2 separate regions of the Mus musculus genome follow, and region 1 is linked to region 2. A link is a loop called in an ENCODE intact Hi-C map of the cell type or tissue named here. Cell type or tissue: left cerebral cortex. All regions are shown on one strand. Links, peaks and the distances in the headings refer to the core of each region. The heading gives the core; the rest is flanking DNA. Region 1 has its middle 62 kb from the start of Car10. Region 2 has its middle 2.7 kb from the start of Car10.

What was found. Hi-C counts contacts between places; a loop is a spot of excess contacts. Peaks named below come from ENCODE experiments on the same cell type or tissue, not always from the same donor. Only the 100,000 strongest peaks of a DNase experiment are listed, where the experiment ranks them.
Region 1: a loop joins it to region 2, with 4 times the contacts of the local background. A loop is called at or near these places in 2 of 42 quality-filtered maps.

What each region holds. Positions count from the first base shown.
Region 1 is chr11:93,034,432-93,037,355 of GRCm38, reverse strand. No RefSeq gene overlaps it. Among named protein-coding and RNA genes, the nearest start is that of Car10, 62 kb to the left of the region's middle. In left cerebral cortex, for the core only: no CTCF peak of the experiment used is centred there; a DNase peak (open chromatin) is centred at 1,648.
Region 2 is chr11:93,094,179-93,097,102 of GRCm38, reverse strand. It overlaps a transcript of Car10 not described here. Among named protein-coding and RNA genes, the nearest start is that of Car10, 2.7 kb to the left of the region's middle. In left cerebral cortex, for the core only: a CTCF peak has its summit at 1,308 (motif pointing right); DNase peaks (open chromatin) are centred at 870 and 1,304.

The sequences.
Region 1 (2,924 bases), core at 190-2,689, 60 kb after region 2:
ACTTCTCTGCTTTCCTAGTGCTAGAATCTAAGCATGCATCAGGATGCCTGCCATATATATTCCCTTTTATATTGCAAATCACTAAAAGCATAGTAACTGTGCAAAAAAAAAAAAAGAAATTTAACTTCCTACAAGAGCAAACTGTACTTCATTTGGAACTGGAGTCAAAGGGCAAGGATTTAAATAATAAAATGTGCTCTCTCCTTATCTGTGCATCTGAGCAAGTTATTTAAATCCCCTGACCTTAAATCGACTTGTCTTTAAAGTTATGATAATGATAAGAATTTCTGCCTTATTATCTTCATGTGTATATTAAATGAGATAATGTATGGAAGAATAACAGCTCTGTAAGCTAGGAAGTGGTAAACAAGTGTAACGTGTGTTATATTTACCTCACACAGATTATGAATCATGTGTCACAGACATAAGATCTCTACTAATCAGAAAGATTTTAATTGCAAGAATGACAGTTAGAAAAATAAAGTTGCATAAAGAGACCGTTTTTTCCCATCTCATCAAATAGACTGATGATGGTAAGTAGTTAAGTCAGAAGGTTTAGCAATGTGATCAGACACTTAGCTGGTGTCTTCTTGATTTTAGCACTGTCTTCTTTAGCACACTGGCTTTGGATTTAATAATTTTTGCCTTGAGGATGGCAGCAATGGTTACGACTCTCATGCTCGAATCCAAAGCAGGAAGCTAGATGCCCAGACTTTGTTTGCTCTGTACATTGGGGAACCACACACTTTTCCACAGTCTCCCCTCAGATTTCTGCTCATGTCTCATTGCCTAGAATGGTGAGACCTGCTTGCAGCTCTGGGGACCTGCAGAAGAGAGCTTACTTTTCCTAACAAGCACAGTGAAGGAGGATGGCTAGAGAGGGCACTTTTGGGTTTGTCAGCTAACTGTCTGCATGAATATCTCCCAAAAAAGAATTTTCAGCTTTGTATCAATTACCGAGCAACAAAGCACAGAATGCTGTCCTTGGAGCTGTGGCCAGCAGATGAAGGATTAATCATTAAGACTAATTAAGAGTCAGCATTTTTTCCCAATGCTTAGTCATTCTTTCAGATATCAATAAACTTAAATAAAGACCATCGGAGTCTAGTATTTCATGGACAAAAGGGTCACCTTTGCTATAGAGTTTGCCCTTAAAAAGTGTGTTCACTAGAAATCAAAGGAAAGCGTAAAAGAAGTCATCGCTTGCACAGTGCAGAAAGACAAACAGACAATTAAAGATAGGTGAAGATGTAGCCACAGGAAATAGATACAGGAAGACATTACAAAAGAGGAACAAAGGAAATTAAAATAGGTGCATTCCCCTCTCTACTCAAGTCCCAACATAGCACTTGCTTTATAAAGAGCAAGGCAATTTCCTCTCTAGTCCCACCTGTGAGCCGAAGTCACAGTCGGGAGATCCAGGCAGTCTCCTGACTAGTCAGATCATTGGGTTATTTTTATCTTCTGGTCTAGAAAAGTTAGCAGTAGTTTCTTTCTCTTCATTAACATGGCTAAATAGCTACAGAGGACACCTTGACTGAACCAACTCATAATTAAAACTCTTGGGACCATGATTGTGGAAGCACCAGTTTGGTCAAGAAGTAGCCTCAGGCTGTGCCTGGTCTGCTGGTTGGTGCAGCACTTGAGAGTAGAATAACCACACAGGCCCAGCAAGCAGATGGCTACTTTCTGTTTTTAGAAGAGGCAACTTGGGAGGCCTTCTGCTTTTTATCTTATTGAAAGGCATTCTAAAAACTCGAAAGCTATCAATTGCTCTTCATCCTTTTCATTTAAGCCAGAACAAAAAATACATTAACATTAATTTATTATTTAAAAATGATTGGAGTGGAATGTATAATGCTCCACACAGAAAATGTAGGAATTAATTCCACCAATAAATCTGGAACCAGACTGCACAATCACAGTGAACTGTTCTAACTGTCTGTGCCTATAGTTATGTGAAAAATTACCTAGCCATGCATTTTATTATACCTCTCATTCCAGGCTGTCCCAGTCCTGTCTCTTTCATTCATTTTCCCCTCTCTCTTCATCTACAAAGGCCCTAACACAAAAAGACCCTTGCAAAGCAGCAAGATAGGTAACTTTATAACAGCTGTCTACCTGAAACATCTCATCACTTCCTTATTATAAGCCCTGCAGATGTTTTTATACACAATAGCTAGTATTAATGTTACAGCTGGCAAGCCCTTTGTGAAGGACATGTTACATTTTAACTCTCTTCTTTCAGGGTGGGGTAGAACTTCCTACATAGACCAGGTCGACCTCAAGCTCCTGGCAATCTTCCTGTGTCAGTCTCCCTGATGCCAAGAATACAGGTATGAGCCACCACTCCAAGCAATACAATTATATTCCATCTCCAGTTATAAACAAAACAAAACAAACAAAACAAAACAAAACAAAACAAAACAGGGGTCAGGTGTTTCTGTCCATTGGTTGGGTGCAAATAACTGCATCTGACTCTTTCAGCTGCTTGTTGGGTCCCTCAGAGTGCAGTCATGATAGATTCCTTTTTGTGAGCATTCCATAGCCTCAGTAAGAGTCAAACACTGGACCACCAAACAGACAGCACACACCAGCTGATATGAGGCCCCCAACACACATACAGTAGAGGACTCCCAGGTCTGTGTTCATCAGAGATGAAGCACCTAAACCCTCAGGGAGTTTAGAGGTCAGGTGGGGTTGGGGTGTGAGAGCATCCACGTGGAGAAGGGGTGGAGTGGGGAGGAGGTGTGGGATGTGGAGCAGTCAGAGGCTGGATGGGGAGGGGTGGGGAATGGAATATGGAGTATAAAAAATGAATTACAAATAAAATTAAAAAACAAAACCAAGCAAACACAAAACTTCAATTCATCTAATGGCATTTTTATTGTTGAAATTAAAACATTGAACTGATGAACTGTGTT
Region 2 (2,924 bases), core at 319-2,818:
TTTATACCACATAACCATTCATTTATTAACGGATTATGCAAATATCAAGTGACTGACTTATATACATCAAGCATTGTAGTACAGTGTTGTGGTTTTAAAACTGAAAAGCACGATGGGTGTTTATCACAGAGCTCAGAGATTGTGCCTTCCTGTACATTTTGCCTTAAGACCAATGCTAGTAAATAATAGTTCATCCCTTTCTTTCCTGCCTAGACCTGCCACTGTCACTGTAAACGTTTAATTTATCATTGTTTATAATGTATTTAAAAAATAAACTCATGAGATTATTTGTTAGTTAAAAAAATGTATTGATTGATTTCCATAGACCAGGCATTGATGAGTCTCTAGCATGAATTATCTCACTTAGTCATCATTAACATCCCGTCTTGGTCCATTTGTGATGCTTTCACAAAATAGCACAGCCCACAAAATTTATAAATAATTTTTTACACTCCTGGAGGCTGGGAGAGGGCTGAGGTTGGGACATTCCACACTGAGAGAAAGGGTTCTTTCTATGTCCTTATACAACAGGAGACAGAAAGACAAAATATTTTAAAGCACTTCCCATGATAGTTTTATAAGGGTAAATCCTTCCATTCGTGAATGTAGAATCCTTATGACCTAATCATTTTTCTACAGGTCTACCTCTCATATAAGCACATTGGAGATTCGATTCCAACATGAATTTTGGAAGGCACACATTTGAGCCACCATAGCAGATCCCTGTACAATACATATCTTATAAAACAATCTCAGAGTCTCTATTTACCTCACAACTACTAACAGGTAGTACAGAGATTACGTCTGGGAAGTCCAGACTATGCAAATTCATTTCATGCTTGAGAAAACGAAATGCATCACCGTGAAGGAAGTGTTGGGAGCTTAGGGAAAGTCTAAGTGTTCACACCACACACATAGAGACAATCAAAGTCGGGCTGAAAACATACTGGCAGGTTATGTAACTTCAAAGTTACTTAAATTAAAATCAAGAGAGAGAGAAAAGATTACTGGCAATTGGGAACAGACCAGAGCATTTCTAACTAGGAGTCTAAAGGCCAATTCTCTTACACTTGCAATCTGGCAATAAACACAACATGCCCCCAGTGTTTAGGTTTCTTACTAGAGTCTCCTAAAGAAATAACAATATTTTCTTAAGTGTTTTCTAGGATTGATCTGTATGTTTCATTTTAAACAGTGAAACCCTCTCGTTAAATCCAAATAAAAACTCAGTGAGAAAATATTAAGTAGGAATCTTTAAATACAGTACTTTTTATTCCTAAGTGAGTGCAGTGCTCTTGACAGCCAGAAGAGGGCATCAGATTCCCTTGAGCGGGAGTAATGGGTGATTGTGAGCCATTGGATGTGGGTGCTGGACACTGAATTCAGATCTTCTGAAAGAGTAGTATGACACTGAGACATCTTTCCAGACCCTTATATCCAAATCTTTATGTCTTTTGAAATCCTCTTCCAAACCTGCTTTCATCTTATCTCATTTCTAGTCCTTTAATTTCTCCATTACAAATTCAGTGTAAGTGTTTTACAAAATTGAGTAGAGTTTTGGTGAAGCTCAACCGTGAGATACAGTATCAGTTGCCTTTAGACTTTCGAAGAAATACAGTTCCATTTCCCAGGAGGATGACACTGAATTTGGTGGTGATGGTGGTGGTGGTGTGTTATCTTCTTTTATATTCACTTCTCTAAAGCAAGTGACTCACCTGATTGGTCAAACTTGTAAAAACATAGCATACTTGTTTGGATATGTTTCTTAAAAGTAGTTCATATGGAACTAGAAGGTGAAGACAATCATGGGGGTTTTTTTTTGTTTTGTTTTGTTTTGTTTTGTTTTTGATTTTGTTTTTGTTTTTTGTTTTTTTGTCTTTTTTTTTTTTTTTTTGCTCTCCTACTAGCCTGCGTTCAAGTACAAAGGGCTCACTGTGTCCTTTAGGCTTCACCCTCATCTCTCTCACACTCTTTGAGACAATGTCATGCTATTTGCTAACTTTGGCCTGAGCCTTACTTTGTATGTATGTTTCATTCCCCCATGTCCTATCTACTACCTTGAGAAGAGTGGAGTCAGAAAGACCTTTGTTCTGTTGCAGTGACTACATCTCTGAGGTCAGCCACAATCAACCATGTGTGTGGAAAAGAATATTTAGAGCCTACTTTATATAACTAACCACCTATACAGGTGATTTCACTAGTTCTGAATTTGAGAGAAACAGTTGGAAAAACATCATTTTAATTTTTATTTAAATGTTTTTATCTAAGGTGCATATACACATAGAATCCCTATCAAAAGTTGAAATTACTTAAAGACAAAATATATGTCATGTTCATGGATTAAAAAGAACTCAATAATATTAAAATAATAGTTTCATCCAGGTATATTATGAGTTAATATGGTCCCAACTACAATCTCAAAAAATTCAGGCATGACGGTACATACTTATAATCCCAGCATCTCAGAGGGTGAGACGGGGGTATTTTGAGTCTAATGGCAACTTGGGCTATCTCAGCAAACAAAACCAGACTGCAGCAAAATGTACAGAAAATAAATAAACTGTCTCTAAAATCTATATGAATTTGCAAAGGACCTAAAACATACAACGCACATTTGAAAAGAAAAAACTACAAGATTCAAACTATCTGACTTCAGGACTTATAAAACTTCAATAATCAAAACAGCGAGGCAGTTGTATCAAGACAGAGAAATAAATCAATGAAACAGAAGAGCAGAGAGTCCAGGAATAGAATGTCACACATTCATTCAGCTGATTTTCACTGAGTGCAAAGTCATTTCCTTAGAGAAAGAATGATCATTTAGGTGTGGTGAGCCAAGGAAGCTCTGAGTGGATGGGTATGGTGTGGGTGAAGTGAATGTGCACTGTTGATACGGATTTGGCCATGTCAAGGATCAATATCTC